2 separate regions of the Homo sapiens genome follow, and region 2 is linked to region 1. A link is an interaction called in ENCODE POLR2A ChIA-PET data of the cell type or tissue named here. Cell type or tissue: PC-3. All regions are shown on one strand. Links, peaks and the distances in the headings refer to the core of each region. The heading gives the core; the rest is flanking DNA. Region 1 overlaps NUTF2 (nuclear transport factor 2). Region 2 overlaps CDH1 (cadherin 1).

Evidence for each region. ChIA-PET counts read pairs that join two places held together with the same protein. Peaks named below come from ENCODE experiments on the same cell type or tissue, not always from the same donor. Only the 100,000 strongest peaks of a DNase experiment are listed, where the experiment ranks them.
Region 2: POLR2A ChIA-PET joins it to region 1 with 7 read pairs; 1 of 35 experiments calls an interaction of 5 or more read pairs at or near these places.

Annotation. Positions count from the first base shown.
Region 1 is chr16:67,851,805-67,862,948 of GRCh38, forward strand. The region is part of intron 1 of NUTF2 (nuclear transport factor 2); the gene reads left to right. Among named protein-coding and RNA genes, the nearest start is that of CENPT, 9.7 kb to the left of the region's middle. In PC-3, for the core only: no CTCF peak of the experiment used is centred there; DNase peaks (open chromatin) are centred at 6,197 and 9,397; H3K4me3 peaks cover 92 bases; H3K27ac peaks cover 3,849 bases.
Region 2 is chr16:68,801,039-68,809,966 of GRCh38, forward strand. CDH1 (cadherin 1) reads left to right here. Exons shown (of 16, transcript NM_004360.5): 3 at 632-855; 4 at 7,386-7,529; 5 at 7,655-7,810. Among named protein-coding and RNA genes, the nearest start is that of TANGO6, 38 kb to the right of the region's middle. In PC-3, for the core only: no CTCF peak of the experiment used is centred there; a DNase peak (open chromatin) is centred at 1,413; H3K27ac peaks cover 1,234 bases.

The DNA.
Region 1 (11,144 bases), core at 1,571-9,570:
CAGGAGTTCAAAACCAGCCTTACCAACATGGAAAAACCCTGTCTCTACTAAAAATATGAAAATTAGCTGAGCGTGGTGGTGCATGCCTGTAATCCCAGCTACTCAGGAGGCTGAGGCAGGAGACTCGCTTGAACCTGGGAGGCGGAGCTTGCAGTGAGCTGAGACTGTGCCATTGCGCTCCAGCCTGGGCAACAACAGCGAAACTCCATCTTGAAAAAAAAAAATTCATAACTAGAAGCCACCTTATATCAAAAATTCTAGGATTCAGCACCAGCTCTGAAGCTGGAGCATTGCTTGAGGCCAGGAGTTCAAAACTAGCCTTGTCAACATAGCAATACCCATTTCTACAAAAGAAAAATAAAAAAATAGCCAGTGTGGTTGTGGTGTTGTATACCTGTAGTTCCAGCTGCTCAAGAGGCTGCAGGAGGTCAAGGAACCGTGAGCTATGATCATGCCACTGCACTGTAGCCTGGGGACACTCTAGCAAGACCCTGTCTCCAAAAAAAAGGCTAGGTTTCCCTTAACAAAACACTATTATCTTTTTTTCTTTTTTTTTTTTTTTCACCCAGGCTGGAGTGAAGTGTCACTCTTGCCCAGGCTCAAGTGCAGTGTCGCAGTCTCGGCTCACTGCAACCCCCGCCCTCCGGGTTCAAGCAATTCTCCTGTGTCAACCTTCCGAGTGGCTGGGATTATACCCGCCTGCCGGTATAATCCGGCTAATTTTAATATTTCTAGTAGAGATGGGGTTTTGCCATGTTGGCCAGGCTGGTCTCAAACTCCTGACCTCAGGCGATCCGCCCACCTCAGCTTCCCAAAGTGCTGGGATTATAAGCTTGAGCCACCATGCCTGGCCTTTTTTTCTTTATTTTATTTCTTTATTTTTTTATTTTTTGAGACAGAGTTTCGCTCTTATTGCCCAGGCTGGAGTGCAATGGCGTGATCTCGGCTCACTGCAACCTCTGCCTCCTGGGTTCTAGCGATTCTCTTGCCTCAGCCTCCCTAGTAGCTGGGATTACAGGCATGTGCCACCACGCCTGGCTAATTTTGTATTTTTAGTAGAGATGGGGTTTCTCCATGTTGGTCAGGCTGGTCTCGAACTCCCGACCTCACTCAGGTGATCCACCCACCTTGGCCTCCCAAAGTGCTGGGATTACAGGCATGAGCCACCGCTCCCGGCCCTTTTTTTCTTTCTTTTTAAAGTTTTTCTTAGGGTACATCAGCAGCCTTTTTATTTTATTTTATTTTATTTTAATGAGATAAGGTCTCACTCTTTTACCAACAGTGAGACCCTGTCTTTAAAATAAATTAAATAAATAGAAACCAGCCAGGTATGGTGGTGGGTGCCTGTAGTCCCAGCTACTTGGGAGGTGAGGCAAGAGGATCACTTCAGCCCAGAAGTTCAAGTCTGCAGTGAGCTGTGATTGTGGCACTGCTAAAGTGCAGTTGGTGCCATCTCAGGTCACTGCAGCCTTGACCTCCTGGGCTCAAGCAGTCCTCCCACCTCAGCCTCCTGAGTAGCTGGGACTACAGGTGCGCACCATCACGCTTGGCTAATTATTATTATTATTTCTGAGACGGAGTCTCACTCTGTCTCCCAGGCTGGAGTGCAGTGGCACGATCTCGGCTCACAGCATCCTCCACCTTCTGGGTTCAAGAGATTCTCCTGCCTTAGCCTCCCAAGTAGTTGGGACTACTGGCTCCTGCCACCATGCTTGGCTAATTTTTGTATTTTTAGTAGAGACAGGGTTTCATCATATTGGCCAGGCTGGTCTCGAACTCCTGACTTTGTGATCTGCCCACTCAGCCTTCCAAAGTGCTGGGATTCCAGGCATGAGCCATTGTGCCTGGCCACACCTGCTAATTTTTATATTCTATTTTTTAGTTTTTGTGGAGACAAAAGTCTCACTATCTTGCCCAGGCTGGTCTTGAACTCTGGGCTCAAGCAATCCTCCTGCCTCAGCCTCCCAAAGTCCTGGGATTACAGATGTGAGCCACTGTGCCCAGCCAAGTTTTACAACTTCTTGTAGAGACGGGATCTCACTGTGTTGCCCAGGCTGGTCTCAGAACTCTTGAGCTCAGGTGATCCTCCTGCCTCAACCTCCCAAGTACTGGGATTATAGGGAACAGCCACCACGCCTGGCCTGTTGTGCATGGCCTTCTTTTTGAGATGGAGTTTCGCTCTGTCACCTAGGCTAGAGTGCAGTAGCATGATCTCAGCTCACTACAGCCTCTGCCTTCCAGGTTCAAGCAATTCTCCTGCCTCAGCCTCTCAAGTAGCTGGGACTACAGGCACGCGCCACCACGCCCAGCTAAATTTTGTATTTTTAGTAAAGATGGGGTTTCACCATGTTGGTTAGGATGATCTTGATCTCTTGAACTCTTGGTCTGCCCGCCTTGGCCTCCCAAAATGCTGGGATTACAGGCGTGAGCCACTGCTTGCCTGGCCTGTGCGAGGCCTTCTAGTCCCCTGCTTGGAGCATGGGTTTGTGGCTTCTCCTCCTTTCACTGAGACCCTCCTATGGTCACTTTAAGTGCCCAATAGTTGTTCCTGTGGTGGTACCCATCAGGGCATCTTCCCAGGCACCAGACAGGAATTCTCCACAGAGGTGGGAGGTTCAGCAGACCTGGTCAGGGAGGCTCCTTGGATGTTCCTTCAACAGATGGCCCTTGCCTGGGGGCTTACAGAGGGAAACAGGAGACAGCAGGGACTTTGGAAATACCAATAGCGCTTGTTTTAGAATCCAATTCAGACCATTTTCGTTGAGGCCTCCAGGACAGAGGAATAGTCCTTTTGGGGCAAGGGGAGTGAATCCTAAAAGTTTTCCACAGAATAGACATTGAAAGTTGGGCATGATTTCTTGGCCGGGCACAGAGGCTCACACCTGTAATCCCAGCACTTTGGGAGGCCAAGGTGGGTGGATCATCTGAGGTCAGGAGTTTGAGACCAACCTGGCCAATATGGCAAAACCCCGTCTCTACCAAGATTCCAAAAAATTAGCAGGGCATGGTGGCAGGTACCTGTAATCCCAGCTACACGGGAGGCAAGAGAATTGCTTGAACCTGGGAGGCGGAGGTTGCGGTGAGCCAAGATCGCGCCACTGCACTCCAGCCTGGGCGACAAAGGGAGATCTCTGTCTTTAAAAAAAAAAGTTGGGCAGGATTTCTTTAAGCTGAGGTTGAGCCGAACCTTGTGCTGGGTGCTGGTTTGTTTTTTTTTTTAATTAATGTTTTGATAGGGCATTTGAGAATGATGTTTGTGTGTTTGCAGTTCAGTTTGAGTTGGCTACCCCTTTCCTGGCTTTGTGATTCTGTGATTCTCTCTTCCTTTGATCATATATGGCAGGAATTCTTGAGTCCCTCCCTCGGGGAGCCAGCAGTGTATGGATTATCCTTGGAGTGACTTAGGTCATGTGATATTATTCACCCTCTTTTTCCTCACCCTATCAGCTGGAGTGTGCCCTCCTGGGCAGAATGCTTTGCTTGGGTCTGGGTTTGGCTGGGAACGTGTCTTAGTGGCCAAGGGAGAGGGACACGAGGCCCAGGGTGGCCTGCCTAGGGGCCACAGGGCTCCTACTGCTGGCTGACCAGTGGCCAAGAACTTCTTTTCATTGTCTGGGGCGTTACTCATTTGTTGCTGTACCTGCTGTGTGCCAGCTCCTTAAGCCCCCAGGCTGGAGACAGGGCTGCTATGGGGATAGGGAACCCTTATTAGAGAGGGGTTTCTGGGGTACCTGGGAACTGAGGGCTGTTTGTCCCAGTGTCCTCAGTAAACTGGGGGAATTTTGGAATGTTTGTTTCTTAAAGTCTCGAATGATTCCATCAGAGCCAGTGGGTCTCCCGAGGGCAGAAACTGGAAAGCTTGCTGCCCCAGGAAAGAGCTCTGTGTGGAGATACTGGTTCCACTTGCAGGTGGTTTCAGGACTAGGAGAATGCAAATTCTCAGTTGTCCTAAGGTGTAAAGCTGCTTTGACCTGCTGAGTAGGTGCTCAGGTTCTTCCATTCTGAGGCTCCATGGAGCTTGCTGATTTCATAGGGGAAGACAAGGCCTGGGCTGCATTCCTTGCCACCCGATTTTTTTTTGGCGGGGGGGGGGGATGGGGGAAATGAGAATAACTTTATTTCATTGCGGGGAGTGGGCAGATGTCCAGCCTCAGAACTTCTGGAACTGCTTCTTGGTGCCAGCGGCCTTGGTGACCTTGAGCACGTTGAAGCGTACTGTCTTGCTCAGGGGCCGGCACTCACCCACTGTTACGATGTGGCCAATCTGGACGTCCCTGAAGAAGGTGGACAGGTGTATGGACATGTTCTTGTAACACCTGATTTTGTCACTTAGGTGCTTTCTGCTACTCCACATTGGCTCTCAGCTGTTTGCATCTCGGCCAGTTTTTTTTTGTTGTTGTTGTTTTTTGAGACAGTCTCGCTCTGTCGCCTAGGCTGGAGTGCCGTGGTGTGATCTCAGCTCACTGCAACCTCCACCTCCCAGGTTCAAGCAATTCTCTGCCTCAGCCTCCTGAGTAGCTGGGATTACAGGCACCCACCACCACGCCTGGCAAATTTTTATATTTTTAATAGAGACAGGGTTTCACCATCTTGGCCAGGCTGGTCTTGAATTCCTGACTTCATGATCCACCTGCCTCGGCCTCCCAAAGTGCTGGGATTACAGGCGTGAGCCACCATCCCTGGCCCAGTTTTTTTTTTTTTTTGCTTTTGTTTTCCTTTTTGAGTCGGAGTTTTGCTCTCGTTGCCCAGGCTGGAGTGCAGTGGCGTGATCCTGGCTCACTGCAACCTCTGCCTCCTGGGTTCAAGCAATTATCCTGCCTCAGCATGCGGAGTAGCTGGGATTACAGGCGCCTGCCACCACACATGGCCAATTTTTTGTATTTTTTATAGGGATGGGGTTTCATCATGTTGGCCAGGCTGGTCTCAAACTCCTGACCTTAGGTGATCTACTTGCCTTGGCCTCCCAAAGTGCTGGGTTTACAGGCATGAGCCACTGTGCCCGGCCCCATCTCGGCCAGTTTTGTGGACATTCTAATGCTGGCTATGCCAGTGGCCTTTTGTGGTCTTAAATTCTTTCTTAACCTCTTGGAGTCTTTGTTTCCTTGTCTATAAAGTGAAGATAATCATACCAGCTTCACAGGGCTTGTTGTGAGACTCAAGTGAGAGAATACAGAAGTGTTTGACTCACAGGAGGTGTTCCCTCCACCACTCTGTGGACGCCATGGTCATCCCTTTATTCCCTGCTCTTCTCAGTCTCAGCGTGTCACAACAGTGTTGGCCAGGCCACAGGAGTGGTCACTTAGGGGTCTCAAGCCCCATTAGGGGAGCCAAGTCCATGTTTACCTGACAATCAAGTTCATGGCCTGAGGCTCAGTTCACAGATGGGAGCTGTGTAGAAGGAATGGGGCCCCAGAGGTCTTCTCAGTCACTGGGGAAAGGGAGGTTACATAGGGAGTGAGTGCAGAGCAGAGACCAGAATGCAGGTCTCGGGATTCAGCTGGGCCAGTCAGGGAAGCCCAGTGGCTCTAGAACCCTCCCTGCAGGCAGAAGAGGAGGAAGGGGCCCTTAGGGTGCTGTGGGCACCTAGACCTCAGGTGACAGCCCCAGGAAAGGATTCTGTCTTGGCCAGCCATCTGGGCTGATTGCACTCCATCCTTCAGCCAGGGGAGTGGCGGGCCAGGCAGTTTCCATTCCTGATTCTAGGCCATCTCCATGGTGTGGGCGAGATACCTACCTTCTTCCTAGCTGTTGACCTAGTATTCACCTAGGAACCCATACTGACTCCTTACAGCTGGGTCCTGCTCCATACCCCATTCATTACCTCCTAACATCCTACAATTACTAATGATGGGACAGAGTCAAAGGGTCAAATAACAAGGGAGAAGTGGAGCAGGCTAGAGGCCAGGTCTTTGAGGGTGTGGCTGTGCCTGCTGTTTAGCCACAGCTGTCTCTCACTAGGACCTTGGGAATGAGAGAGTATTGGGGCCAAGCCCCAATTGCCACATGCCATAGACAGATAGCTGGGTGGACAACAAATAATTGTTTCCTCACAGCTTGGACAGAAGGTGTGGGTGGAGGGGAAGTGGGTCAGTAGGCCACTTGAGTGGAGTTTGCCCAGAACTTACTCCTCCTCCAGAGAAGAAGGGCTGGCCTCTCAGCCCAGGCTCTGACACACTCATGCACTTAGTCAACAAATAGTTTGTTTGAGGGCTGGGCCAGGTACCATGGGAACAGGGATGACTAGGGGTGCTTTGTCAGGGAGATAGACCGTAAACAAATACCAAACTGTGACAATGTCATGCAGTGATAAGTGCTAAGAAAACAATACAGGAGGCAAAATGGGTAATCAGACAGCTACTTTATTATTTATTTATTTTAATTGAGACCGAATCTCACTCTGTCGCCCAGGCTGGAGTGCAATGGCATGATCTCGGCTCACTACAATATTTGCCTCCCTGGTTCAAGTGATTCTACCACCTCAGCCTCCCGAGTAGCTGGGACTATAGGCGCATGCCACCATTTCTGGCTAGTTTTTGTATTTTTAGTAGAGACGGGGTTTCACCATGTTGGCCAGGCTGGTTTCAAACTCCTGACCTCAAGTGATCTGCCTGCTCAGCCTCCCAAAGTGCTGGGATTACAGGCGTGAGCCACTGTACCTGGCCACTAGACAGCAACTTTAGACTAAGGGGTCAGGGAAGGTGTGAATGAGGAGGTGACATTCGAGCTGGCACATATGTGACACACGAAGATCTAGGAAGTAGAGTGGTCCAGATAGAAGGAGCAGCAGTTACAAAGCCCTGCGATGAGAACAGACTCAGCATGTTCCAGATAGAGGAAATTGCCTGGTGCAACTGTAGAGGAGGGGAGGGAGTGGCAAGAGATGAGGTTGGACAGCCAGGAGGGCCAGGTCACCTAGGACAGGATAAGTGGTTGAGACTTTGTTCCAGGTGCCATGGGACAGAATACATAGTAGCACCCCTCCTCAGACCATAAAATCGGGGGACTTCCAGAAGGACTGACACCCAGCAGTGTCTTCCTGTCTGGTTGCTGCTGCTCTGCCTTCAGGACACTTTTTTTTTTTTTTTTGAGACAAGATCTCACTGTGTTGCCCAGTCTGGACCTCCCTGGCTCAAGCCATCCTCCTACCTCAGCCTCCCGAGTAACTGGGGCTACAGGCATATTCCACTATGTCCAGCTTTTTTTTTTTTCCTGTAGACATGAGGTCTCACTATGTTGTCCAGGCTGGTCTTGAACTGCTGGGCTTAAGCAGTCCTCCTGCCTTGGACTCCCAAAGTGTCCGAGGGATTACAGTCATGATTACAGGTGTGAGCCACCACACCCGCAAGACGCTTTTTACACTCTGGCTCCGAGGGTTTGTTTTTGTTTGTTTGTTGAGATGGAGTCTCACTCTGTTGCCCAGGCTGGAGTGCAGTGGGGTGTTCTCAGCACACTGCAACCTCCACCTCTCAGGTTCAAGCAGTTCTCCTGCCTTAGCCTCCCAAGTAGCCGGGATTACAGGTGCATGCCACCACACCCAGCTGATGATTTTTTTTTTTTTTTTTGAGGTGGAATTTTGCTCTTGTTGCCCAGGCTAGAGTGCAATGGCACAATCTCGGTTCACCGCAACCTCTGCCTCCCGGGTTCAAGCGATTCTCCTGCCTCAACCTCCTGAGTAGCTGGGATTACAGGGAAAAATTAGCTGCCACCATGCCCAGCTAATTTTTTGTATTTTTAGTAGAGACGGGATTTCTCTATGTTGGCCAGGCTTGTCTGGAACTCTCGACCTCAGGTGATCCACCCGCCTCAGCCTCCCAAAGTCCTGGGATTAGAGGCGTGAGCCACCGCGCCTGACCTGATTTTTGTATTTTTAGTAGAGATGGGGTTTCACCATGTTGTGCCCAGGCTGGTCTGGAACTCCTGACCTCAGGTGATCCACCCGCCTTGGCCTCCCAAAATGTTGAAATTACAGGCGTGAGCCACTGCGCCAGGCCTTTTTTTTTTTTTTTTTTTTTTTTTTTGGAGATGGAGCCTCACTCTGTCACCCAGGCTAGAATGCCGTGGGTCGTTCTTAGCTCACTGCAGCCTCCACCTCTCGGGTTCAAGCAATTCTGCCTCAGCCTCCCGGGTAGCTGGGATTACAGGTGTACACCACCATGGCCAGATATTTTATTATTTTTTTTTTTCTTTTTTTTTGAGATGGAGTCTGGCTGTGTTGCCCAGGCTGGAGTGCAGTGGTGCAATCTCCACTCACTGCAAGCTCCGCCTCCTGGGTTCACGCCATTCTGCTGCCTCAGCCTCCCAAGTAGCTGGGACTACAGGTGTCTGCCACCACGCCCAGCTAATTTTTTGTATTTTTAGTAGAGACGGGGTTTCACCATGTTAGCCAGGATGGTCTTGATCTCCTGACCCTGTGATCCGCCCACCTTGGCCTCCCAAAGTGCTGGAATTACAGGTGTGAGCCATCATGCCCAGCCTTTTTGTTTGTTCTGAGGCAGAGTCTTGCCCTGTCACTCAGGGTGGATTGCAGTGGTAAGTTCACAGCTCACTGTAGCCTGGACCTCCCAGGCTCAGGTGATCTTCCCACCTCAGCCTCCTGAGTAGCTGAGACTAAAGGAGTGAACCACCATGCCCGGCTAATTTTTAAAATTTTTTGTAGATATGGGGCTTTGTTGCTGAGGCTGGTCTGGAACTCCTGGACTCAAGTGATCCTCCTGCGTGGGCCTCCCAAAGTGCTGAGATTACAGATGTGAGCTACTATGCCCAGCCTTGGGCCTGAGGGGTTTAAGCCATGTTGGCTATCAGTTTCCCTGTTGGAGGAGTCCTTTCCAGGCTGTGCCTCAAGGCTGTGTTTTTGGCCTCCGTGATAGCATGTGTGGAGGATAGCCACGACTGGTACCAATTTTGGGGCCCTCACTGTAGGCCATGCAAATCTGCTGGCATTCCCTGTGGGCTTCAGCAGACACATGAGAATCTTTCTGTGTGCCAGTCTGGAAGGAGTGATAGCGTCTTCTCGATCACTCTCCTGCCTCAGGCTAGGATCTCTGTCTGCTCTGTCTGCTTTGCTGAGATGGTAGAACAGGGTTGTGACCTCGAAGGTTTGAGAAAGCTGACATCATCCTCCATGAAAACTCCTGTTGTTTGGACTCTAGGTTTGATGTGGAACTCTTCTGCCTGAGGCCTTTGTTTGGAGGTGGAAGCCCTGGTTCAGGACTGCCTTGCCCCTTTCTGAGAGAGCCAGGCTCAGAGGAGTGCTCTCACTGATGTAGTCTGTTCTTGTCTCCAGGCCCACGTTGTCACTAGAAGTCCTGACTCTGGAGAGGCCTCCAAATCTGGTCAGTCCAATTCCACCACCTATCAGCTGCTGACCTAGAGCGAGTTGGAGTTGGCTAACCTCGCTGAATCTCCTTTTGGTCATCTCTAACAAGGGGGTTGACTCACAGGGTGTGGTTACAAACAAGTGCACATAAGCTCTTTGCACATTTCTGTGCCTCATATGCATTAGTGAAAATGAAGTGTTCACAGCCAGACAGTTATTTTGAGTTTTGTTCTTGGAAACACTTAAAATTGGAAGATAAAAATGGAGTTTTTCTGTTGTCTAACGGGATCTCCTGGGTCAGAGGTTTTAACCTGGGATCTATGGCTGAACAGTTGAAAATTATTCACAAGGCTGGGGCATCTCTACCTCTGTGCAAATGTGTTGGGAGAGGGCCACAGTTGCTGAGACATTCTTGGAGGGTCTTTGCACTCACAGAGACCTAAGGGTCAGTGAAGGCTGGTGTTCAGTGGGTGAGAGGTCATCAGAGTCTTTTCTGCTCCTCAAGGAGCCTGGCCTCAGCCTGCGGACTGTTGGGGTGAAGCAGGAGATGGTGTGGTCAGCGGCCCTCTCACAAGAGCTGTAGGAGAAGCTGTCATGATGGTCAGTCCCCAGTCTAATGTGAGGCTGCCTCTGAGCCCGGGCTTTTTTGTTTCCAGCCTGTTACTTGCACAGTAAATGTGTTAGAAACAAGATCAGAGCTTGCTGGCTATTCTGGGGAACATCTTCCAGCCTGGCCTGGACCCCTCCCTCATGTTGCATGGGGATAGGATGGGGGCTCTGCACTCTTGCTTCTTTTTTTGGACTCAAGAGTGTTGCCTCCCGTGGGAAGGGTGGGGATCGCAGGAGGGGACTTTCCTGTGTACAAAACATGGTGAGCAGGCTCTCGGTAGGTTCTGTTGTGTCTGTATGTAGCTGGATCGAGGTAGGAGGGAATGGCTTAGGGAGATGGGGATGAGGGTGGATGGCCACCTGTGGAGCTTAGGGAGTTTGGCCTTTAAGCCAAAAGCAAGGGTGTTTGTAGGGGAGGAGCATGGTCAGCTTTGTGGTTTAGAGCTCAGGGATGCAGAGTTAGCAGAAAAAAGAGACGGGCCTTGACCAGAGGACCCAGTGTCAGCACTGATGTACCAGGTGAGCTTAGGGCAAGACCCAGCGACATCACTGGATGACAGTGGATTCTGACTATGTGGCTGTTGTGATCACTACTTGGAAATAAACACAAGACAGTGAAGCAGGCCTCAATCCCACATAGTTTTGAAGGTTCCTTGTCATTTTCTGGGAGCCCCTGATGTGTCCTATTCCTCAGAGAGCTTACTCTTCCCCACTCTTCTCTGCCCTACCAGGCCAAAGGGTCTTTCTCTTCCTTTATCCCTCCACCCCATTTCCTTCCACCACCACTTCAGTCAAGGAGTTTTTGTATCAGAAAGTTATCACAGGCCAGTTATGGTGGTGCACGCCTGTAATCCCAGCACTTTGGGAGGCCAAGCTGGGTGGATCACTTGAGCTCAGGAGTTTGAGACCAGCCTGAGCAATATGGTGAAGCCTGGTCTCTACAGAAAACACAAAAAGCAGCCAGACGTGGTGGTGCTTGCCTGGAGTCTCAGCTCCTTGGGAGGTTGAAGTGGGAGGATTGCTTGAGTCCTGGAGGTCAAGGCTACAGGGAGATGAGATGGCATCACTGTACCCTGACCTGGGGGACAGAGCGAGACCCTTTTCATGCCCCGGGACATTTGCTGGTGCTGTTTCTTCTGGTTGGCATACCCTTTCTGAGGACTGCCCAACTTTGCTCTGAGCCAAGGGTAGAAGGAGATGTGGCCCTTATCCATTCCTC
Region 2 (8,928 bases), core at 34-8,033, 950 kb after region 1:
TGTATAGTGTAGATGCTTCAACCACAGCTTCTCCAGTTTTAGAGTATTAATACTTTTTAAAGTTTTAGTTACTTTTATTTATTTATTTTTTGAGATGGAGTCTCGCTCTGTTGCCCAGGCTGGAGTGCAGTGGCGCAATCTCAGCTCACTGCAACCTCCACCTTACAGGTTCAAGAGATTCTCCTGCCTCAGCCTCCCAAGTGGCTGCAATTACAGGCGCCTGCCACTAAACCTGGCTAATTTTTTTTTGTATTTTTAGTAGAGACAGGGTTTCATCATGTTGGCCAGGCTGGTCTCAAGCTCCTGACCTCAAGTGATCTGCCCACCTTGGCCTCCCAAAATGCTGGGGTTACAGGCATGAGACACTGTGCCCAGTCGAGAAGTTACTTTCTAGACAAGATAATATTTTCAATTGACAAGAAGATGAGAAAGAAATCAGAGCACAAGGAAGTCATCCTGTAGTTGTGAAGAACATTATGGTGATAGCTTTGTTGTTCTGTCACCAGATTATGGTTTGTTTTGGTTGTGTTTGGTTTTGTGGGAGTCTTCCCACAAGTTCGCTCTTTGGAGAAGGAATGCTCTTGTCTTTAATCTGTCCAATTTCCTAATCTCTGTGATTTCTGCCCTGCAGTGAATTTTGAAGATTGCACCGGTCGACAAAGGACAGCCTATTTTTCCCTCGACACCCGATTCAAAGTGGGCACAGATGGTGTGATTACAGTCAAAAGGCCTCTACGGTTTCATAACCCACAGATCCATTTCTTGGTCTACGCCTGGGACTCCACCTACAGAAAGTTTTCCACCAAAGTCACGCTGAATACAGTGGGGCACCACCACCGCCCCCCGCCCCATCAGGTATGTTGGCATTTTTCTGAGAAGTTCGCTGTTGTTTTAGTGCGCTGTCTAATCCAGGTTTCTCAGCCTTGGTACCGTTGACATTTTGGGCTGGATGATTTTGTGTTGTAGGGGTTGTCCTGTGCACTGTGTAGGATGTTTAGCAAGCATCCCTGGCCTTAACTGGTTAGACACCAGTAGCACTTCCACCAGTTATGACAACCCAAAGTATCTCCACATGTTGCCCATGGCCCCTGGGGGGACAAATCAGCCCAAGTTGAGGGCTCTTGGCCTAACTGAATAATTCTTGCTGGAGTTTTTGGGGTGTGGGGATCGGGTAGTGTAGAAGAGTGGTAAAGGCCTGAACACCGTCTGGGACTGAATCTCAGCCGTGCTATTTACTACTTGGGTAATGTTGGAGGAATTACGTCACCTGTCTATGCTTGAGCTTCCTTATCTGTAAAATGGAGATAACAGTGAGGATGGAATTAATTAATACATGTGAAATGCTAAAAATACGCAAGGCATACTTAGTCATTGTTAGCTGTCTTTACCACTCCCCTCTTGGGGGAAGAAGAATGAATGAGAGCTGGATTCTTCTCTCTCTCTCTCTTTTTTTTTTAAGACGTAGTCTCACTCTGTGGCTCAGGCTGGAGTGCAGTGGCGTGACTCACAGCAACCTCCACCTCCCCAGTTCAAGTGATCCTCCTGCCTCCACCTCCTGAGTAGCTGGGATTACAGGCGCCCGCCACCATACCCGGCTAATTTTTGTATTTTTAGTAGAGGCAGGGTTTCACCATGTTGGCCAGGCTGGTCTCGAATTCCTGACCTCAAATGATCTGCCTGCCTCAGCCTCCCAAAGTGCTGGAATTACAGGAGTGAGCCACTGCGCCTGGCCAAGAGCTGGATTCTCTGATCATTTTGCTTTTTGTGCTTCCAGTAAGAAGAGCCTTGGTGAAGAAGGAGAAGAACCAGTGGGCAGCTCTTACCCCATTAGACTATAACCTCCACAAGACCCTTCCCCATTGTATTTGCAGTGCCTGGCCTTAGGTCTGGCCCATACCAGGAACAGACAAACAGATGAATTGGCCATGAATGGAAGGATGGATGGATGTCTGCCTGGGTTCTTGGCAGGAATGTTTCTAGGGGTTGTTATTCGAAGCCAGTTTCTCAAGTGCTCCCGTGGTGCTTCCTACCGAAATGTCTCTCTGGGGGATATTCTGGTTGTGTCCTGCTTACTGCTTTGGACGTGTGGAATATGTTGTAAGTGCCAGGGCCAGTAAGATTGGCATCTTCTTTTCTCGCTGAAGACTCTTGATATTCTTGGAACTTAATGGTCCTCCCGATCTGATTTTTCTCCCTGGTGTAATTAGACCAGAAAAATGAGGAATCTAATACTATAGGACCATATTAACTTAGCTCCTTGACTCAAAGTCTCCAAGGGTCCCCATCATTCATGTGAAAAAAACTCAGCACAGTGAGTCCTTGCCAGGCAGCTGTGTGTGGAAGCCTCTTATGATCCAGAGACAGTTTTATTTTTTTAGAGACAGATTCTTGCTCTGTCTCCCAGGCTGGAGGGCAGTGGTGCAATTTCGGCTCACGGCAACGTCTGCCTCCTGGGTTCAAACAATTCTTCTGCCTCAGCCTCTCAAGTAGCTGGGAATACAGGAGCCCATCACCATGCCTGGCTGATTTTTGGATTTTAGTAGAGATGGGTTTCATCATGTTGGCCAGGCTGGTCTCGAACTCCTGACCTCAAGTGATCTGCCCACCTCAGCCTCCCAAAGTGCTGGGATTATAGGTTTGAGCCACTGAGCCCGGCTGCAGGGACAGTTTTGAGCTTGGGTCTTCAACTTTTCTTCCACATCTCTTGAACTTTGTTTCTGCCTCCATGTCTGCTGTATCATGATTGGGTTCAAGTGCATGTTATATAAATCTCCAATTGTCGTGGTTTATGTCGTGGTTTATTCCTCAAGTTAAGGAAGCCCTAGGGTAAGCTGTGCCCAGTATGGAGACTTGATAGTCATCAAGAGCCCAGGTTCCCCCTTTCCTTTTTGCTCCGCCATCCTCAGCACATGACCTCATCCTCAAGGAGACCTCGTGATCCCAGATGGCGGCTGGAGCTCCAGTCATCATGTCTTTTTTTATTTTTTTAATCATGTCTTTATTCTAAGCAATAAGAAGGAGAAAGGAGAAGCATAAAAATTCATTACTTAGTTATCTGTCTGCCTTTTTTTTTTTTTTTTTTTTTTTTTTTTTGAGATGGAGTCTCGCTCTGTCACCCAGGCTGGAGTGCAGTGGCGCGATCTCAGCTCACTGCAAGCTCCACCTCCCGGATTCATGCCATTCTCCTGCCTCAGCCTCCTGAGTAGCTGAGACTACAGGCATCCGCCACCACGCCTGGCTTATTTTTTGTATTTTTAGTAGAGACGGGGTTTCACCGTGTTAGCCAGGATGGTCTCGATCTCCTGACCTTGTGATCCACCTGCCTCGGCCTCCTAAAGTGCTGGGATTACAGGTGTGAGCCACTGCGCCCGGCCCTATCTGCCTTTTAAGAAACCTTTGTGGAATTCTCCACAAGCAACACTTGAGAAACACTGGCCAAAATTTAGCCTCATGACCACATCTAGCTGCACATGCAGTGTAGGGAATGTAGTCTTTCATATGAATACATTTCTGGAATGTATATTCCAGAATTACAAAATTGAGATATATATTGGAGAGATAGGTTTTTATTTTGTTTTTAATCAGAAACAAAGAGTGGATATTGGGTGGTAGGTAGCAGATTATGCCTCAGCTGGTTTGAGATTCACCTTGGTTTGTCTCTATAGTTCAAAGGATCCTTCTGGAACCAGGTGGTACTGTAATTAGATGGCAGTCTTACCTCGCTTTCATTATATATTGATTAATTTTTAACTTTTTTAAAAAACAACATATCCAGGTAACAAAATCTTTTTTTTTTTTTTTTTTTTTTTGGAGACAGAGTCTTGCTCTGTCACCCAGGCTGGAGTGCAGTGGTGGGAACACAGCTCACTGCAGCCTTGACCTCCCAGGCTCAAGCAATCCTCCTGCCTCAATCTTCCATGTAGCTGGGACCACAGGGTGCACCACCATGCCCAGCTAATTTTTTTTTTTTTTTTTTTTTTTGTAGAGATAGGGTTTCACTTTGTTGCGCAGGCTCAAAATCTCTAAATTTGTGTAAGAATAGATCTTAGTCTCTAGTCCTTTCATCTTATTTGGGTGAGTTTTCTCAGTCTGGCATCCTTCCTTTCTTTTCTTTTTACTTTTCTTTTCTTCTTCTTCCATTTCCCTTCCTTTTGTGTTTTTAGTACAGATGGGGTTTTACCATGTTGGCCAGGCTGGTCTTGAACTCCTGACCTCAAGCAGTCCACCTGCCTTGGCCTCCCAAAGTGCTGGGATTATAGGCGTGAGCCACCGTGCCCCACCTGGTATCCTATTTTTCTGAGGGATCACTTCCACGTGCAGTGTTTTCAGGCATGACTCCCTTTCATTTAACACATGAAAATGTTAGTGTGATGTTTTGCCAGCACAGTGTTCATCATTATTCATTCTCTGAAAATATTCCACAGTCCTGGTGTCAGCAAGGCATGCATGTTCCTTTCCTTTCATTGTGATAACTGGGTTTGCATTCATCCATCAGTGCCCATGTGCTCACCATGGCTGTGCAAGGTGGCCAGTTTTTGTTGTTGTTTTGTTTGTTTGTTTTTGTTTCTTTTTTGAGATGCAGTTTCACTCTTGTCACCCAGGCTAGAGTGCAATGGCACAATCTCAGCTCACTGCAACCTCCACCTCCTGGGTTCAAGCAATTCTTCTGCCTCAGCCTTCTGAGTAGCTGGGATTACAGGTGTGCACCACCACACCCAGCTAATTTTTGTATTATTAGTAGAAACAGGATTTCACCATGTTGGCCAGGCTGGTCTTGAGCTCACCTCAGGTGATCCACCCGCCTCAGCCTCCCAAAGGAAAAAGCCTGCTGGGATTACAGGCATGAGCCACCAGGCCTGGCCAAGGTGGCTGTTTTAAGGCTTAGGATACAGTGGTTTTTCTGGGATTGGTTTTTGTTTTTGTTTTTGAGACAGAGTCTCGCTCTGTTTCCCAGGTTGGAGTGCAGTGACACAATCTCGGCTCACTACAACTTCTGCCTCCCAGATTCAAGCTATTTTCTTGCCTCAGCCTCCTGAGTAGCTTGAATTACAGGCACATGCCACCATGCCTGGCTAATTTTTGTATATTTATTTATTTATTTATTTATTTATTTATTTATTTATTTATTTTTGAGACAGAATCTCTCTCTGTCATCCAGGCTGGAGTGCAGTGGCATGATCTCAGCTCACTGCAACCTCTGCCTCCCGGGTTCAAGCAATTCTCACGCCTCAGCCTCCCAAGTAGTTGGGACCCCGTGTGTGCCACCATGCCCGGCTAATTTTTGTATTTTTAGTAGAGGCAGGGTTTTGGCACGTTGGCCAAGCTGATCCCAAACTCCTGACCTCAAGTGATCTGCCTGCCTTAGCCTCCCAAAGTGCTGGGATTACAGGTGTGAGCCACCACGCCTGGCCCAGGATACAGTGATGATGGTCAGTTTTTTATTTTGTTCATGTGCTGGGGTCAAATCTCAATAAAACCATAACTCAGTGTTTTCCAACCAGTCCAACCATCATCTCCATCATTACCTTTATTGAGCACTTACTATGTTTCAGGCAGTATTCACAGTGCTTTAAATGTGCAATACCAGCATCTCATTTAATCCTTCCAAGAATTATATGAGATAGGTTCTAATATTATCCCCATTTCAGACATTAGGAAGCTGTAATACAGAGAAATTAAGTAATATCTGCCTGGGGCAAGGAGGTACTGTCATGAGGATTCAAAGCCAGGCAGTCTAGCTCCAGAGCCTGCCCTTGGCGCAGGCTGGGCTGCCTCTCTAGGAGACAAACACAGGATGTAGAGGGCAGAGAGCATAGGTGTGTGCGCATGTGTGCACATGTGGCCAGTGTGCAGCATTGGGGAAGGGCTCTGTGATGATACCTGGTCATATCTCACATGTATCTGGTGCATCTTCAATCTTAAAGCCAGAAAATAGAGCTGAACTCAAACTTGGCAAGCAGTGATCAGTGACTGTGAGTTTTTATGTGGAGGGTGAGAGATGGAATTTTCCCCTGGAAACTTTACTGTGTTACCAGTAATCACCTTAAAACACTTAAACAATTTGGCAAATATTTTCCTTCCATTTTCAACTCTCTTATTTCCCTGCATGTGCATAAAGTTATCTTTATTGCATATGAAAACTGTTCAATACAAGTCTCAAAGGGTGTTTTTGGCTTCCATCCCAACAGCTTCTGTTAGAACAAATGGAAACCATATAGACATAATGATACAGTGAGATGAAGAGATTTATATTGATCACAAAGTAGTTCTTAGTACAAGTTCTCAAAATCTACTTGTTTTGGGATAACTCCACGTTGAGGACCTGTGTCCCCAAGAAAAATATAAAAGAGGCTGGGTGCGGTGACTCACACCTGTAATCCCAGCAAATTGGGAAGCCAAAGCAGGAGAATCGCTTGAGCCCAGGAGTTCGAGACCAGTCTGGGCAAGATGGCAAGACCCTGCCTCTAAAAAAATTTAAAAAATTTAAAAAATTAGGTGCACATGGTGGTGCATGGTGGTGGATGCCTGTAGTTCCAGCTACTTGGTAGGCTGAGGTCAGAGGCTTGCCTGAGCTCAGGAGTTCAAGGCTGCAGTGAGCTTTGATCACTTCACTGCACTCCAGCCTGGGTGACAGAGCAAGACCCTGTCTCTATTTAAAAAAAGAAAAGAAAAGAAATCGAAAACCCAAATATTCAGTTGTTGAGTAAGCTCTGATATTAAATCATCAGAGTATAATGTTGCTGTTAAAAATTATATTATGGGCTGGGTGTGGTGGCTCATGCCTGTAATCCCAGCATTTTGGGAGGCCACATTGCTTAAGCTTACAAGTTCGAGACCAGCCTGGGTAACATGGCAAAGCCCTACGTCTACTAAAAATACAAAAATTAGTCAGCCATGGTGGTGCACACCTGTAGTCCCAGCTACTCAGGAGGCTGAGATGGGAGGGATGGCTTGAGCCTGGGAGGCAGAGGTTCCAGTGAGACAAGATCTTGCCGCTGTACCCCAGCCTCAGTGATAGAGCCAGATCTTGTCTCAAAAAAATAAAAATGAGATTATGTAGGCTTGAAACAGCTTGTAAATTATAATATCAAACCCTGAAACCAATACTTGTGTATGCATGATGATTATTTGAGCTCTGGACACTAAGAAGGATAAAAAGAGAATGCAGTCTTTACGATATAGCAAAGGGTCTCATTGGTTTTTGTTTTGATTGGTCATTTTGGTGGATATATATAATTTGTCATTGATAAGAGAATGTGTCATTAAATTCAAACTGTACACTGCCCACAGAAGGCTGGGGACGCTGTCTGGCTAGGTTGGACTGTTAGACCTGAAGTATCCGTCTTGAATTGTCTTATCTTGTTCCTCATCTTCTTTCCTTTTAGGCCTCCGTTTCTGGAATCCAAGCAGAATTGCTCACATTTCCCAACTCCTCTCCTGGCCTCAGAAGACAGAAGAGAGACTGGGTTATTCCTCCCATCAGCTGCCCAGAAAATGAAAAAGGCCCATTTCCTAAAAACCTGGTTCAGGTAGAGAAAGAAGTTCTCTGTTTCTCTGGGAGGGATTTGGCAGAGAAGTACCAAGGAGAGAAAGGGAAAAGACCCAGTGTTGGGATCCTTCTTTACTAATTCTTTTTCTTTCATTTTGTCTTCAGATCAAATCCAACAAAGACAAAGAAGGCAAGGTTTTCTACAGCATCACTGGCCAAGGAGCTGACACACCCCCTGTTGGTGTCTTTATTATTGAAAGAGAAACAGGATGGCTGAAGGTGACAGAGCCTCTGGATAGAGAACGCATTGCCACATACACTGTAAGTATCTCTTAGAAGCTTGTTGACACCGGGGTAACATCCACCCAGGATTTTTTGGTCAACCCATGCTGGATCCGCAGATCAGAGGCTCTGAACACATGAGGAGCTTAACTTGACACCTCTTGACCTGTTGCTAAGGAGAAGTGATGGGAGAACGTGGGACAGTTTGGGGTTGTTAATTTTTCTCCTTGTCAGGAAGAAAGGAAGGAGAATCCGCATGCATCCTCATACAACCAGGACAAATTTAGACCCAAGATGTCAACCTGTTCTTGGGGCTGGAAGTCCCTGACCTAAAGGAACAGGACAGTGATGATATAAGGGAGCAAAACCCATTTCTTGGGCTTGGCAGCAGCAAGAGCTTAGGAAAACCAAGAGGTCTTTTTTTTTTTTTTTTGAGATAGGGTTTCACTCTGTCACCCAGGCTGGAACCACAACCTCCACTTCCCGGGTTCAAGTGATTCTCCTGCTTCAACCTCCCGAGTAGCTGGATTATAGGCAGCTGCCATCATGCCCAGCTAATTTTTTGCGTTTTTATTAGAGATGAGGTTTTACCATGTTGGCCAGAGTGGTCTCAAACTCCTGACCTCAGGCGATTCACCCTACTTGGCCTCCCAAAGTGCTGGGATTACAGGAGGGAGCCACTGCACCCGGCCTACAAGAGGTCATTTGTTTTTGTTTTGGATTTTTGTTTTTTTGAGACCGAGTCTACCTGTGTCACTCAAGCTGGAATGCAGTGGTACAATCTTAGCTCACTGCAGCCTGGACCTTCTGGGCCCAAGCGACACTCCCACCCCATCTTCCTGAGTAGCTGAGACTAAAGGCGCAGGCCACCACACCCAGTTAATTTTTGTATTTTTTGTAGAAACAAGATCTTGCTATGTTGCCCAGGCTGGTCTTGAAATCTTGAGCTCAAGCAATCTGCCCACCTCGGCCTCCCAAAGTGCTGAGATTACATGAACCACTATGCCTGGCCAGGAAGTCATATATTGATGCCAAATTCAGAAATATCTGGGGGAAATGCTAGACTAAAAGGACCAGAGCAAGTTTCACCCGGCATGGAATAAGAGTTTTTCAGGCCCGCATCTTCATCTCTAGGCCTGATGCCCTGGTCCTCGTGT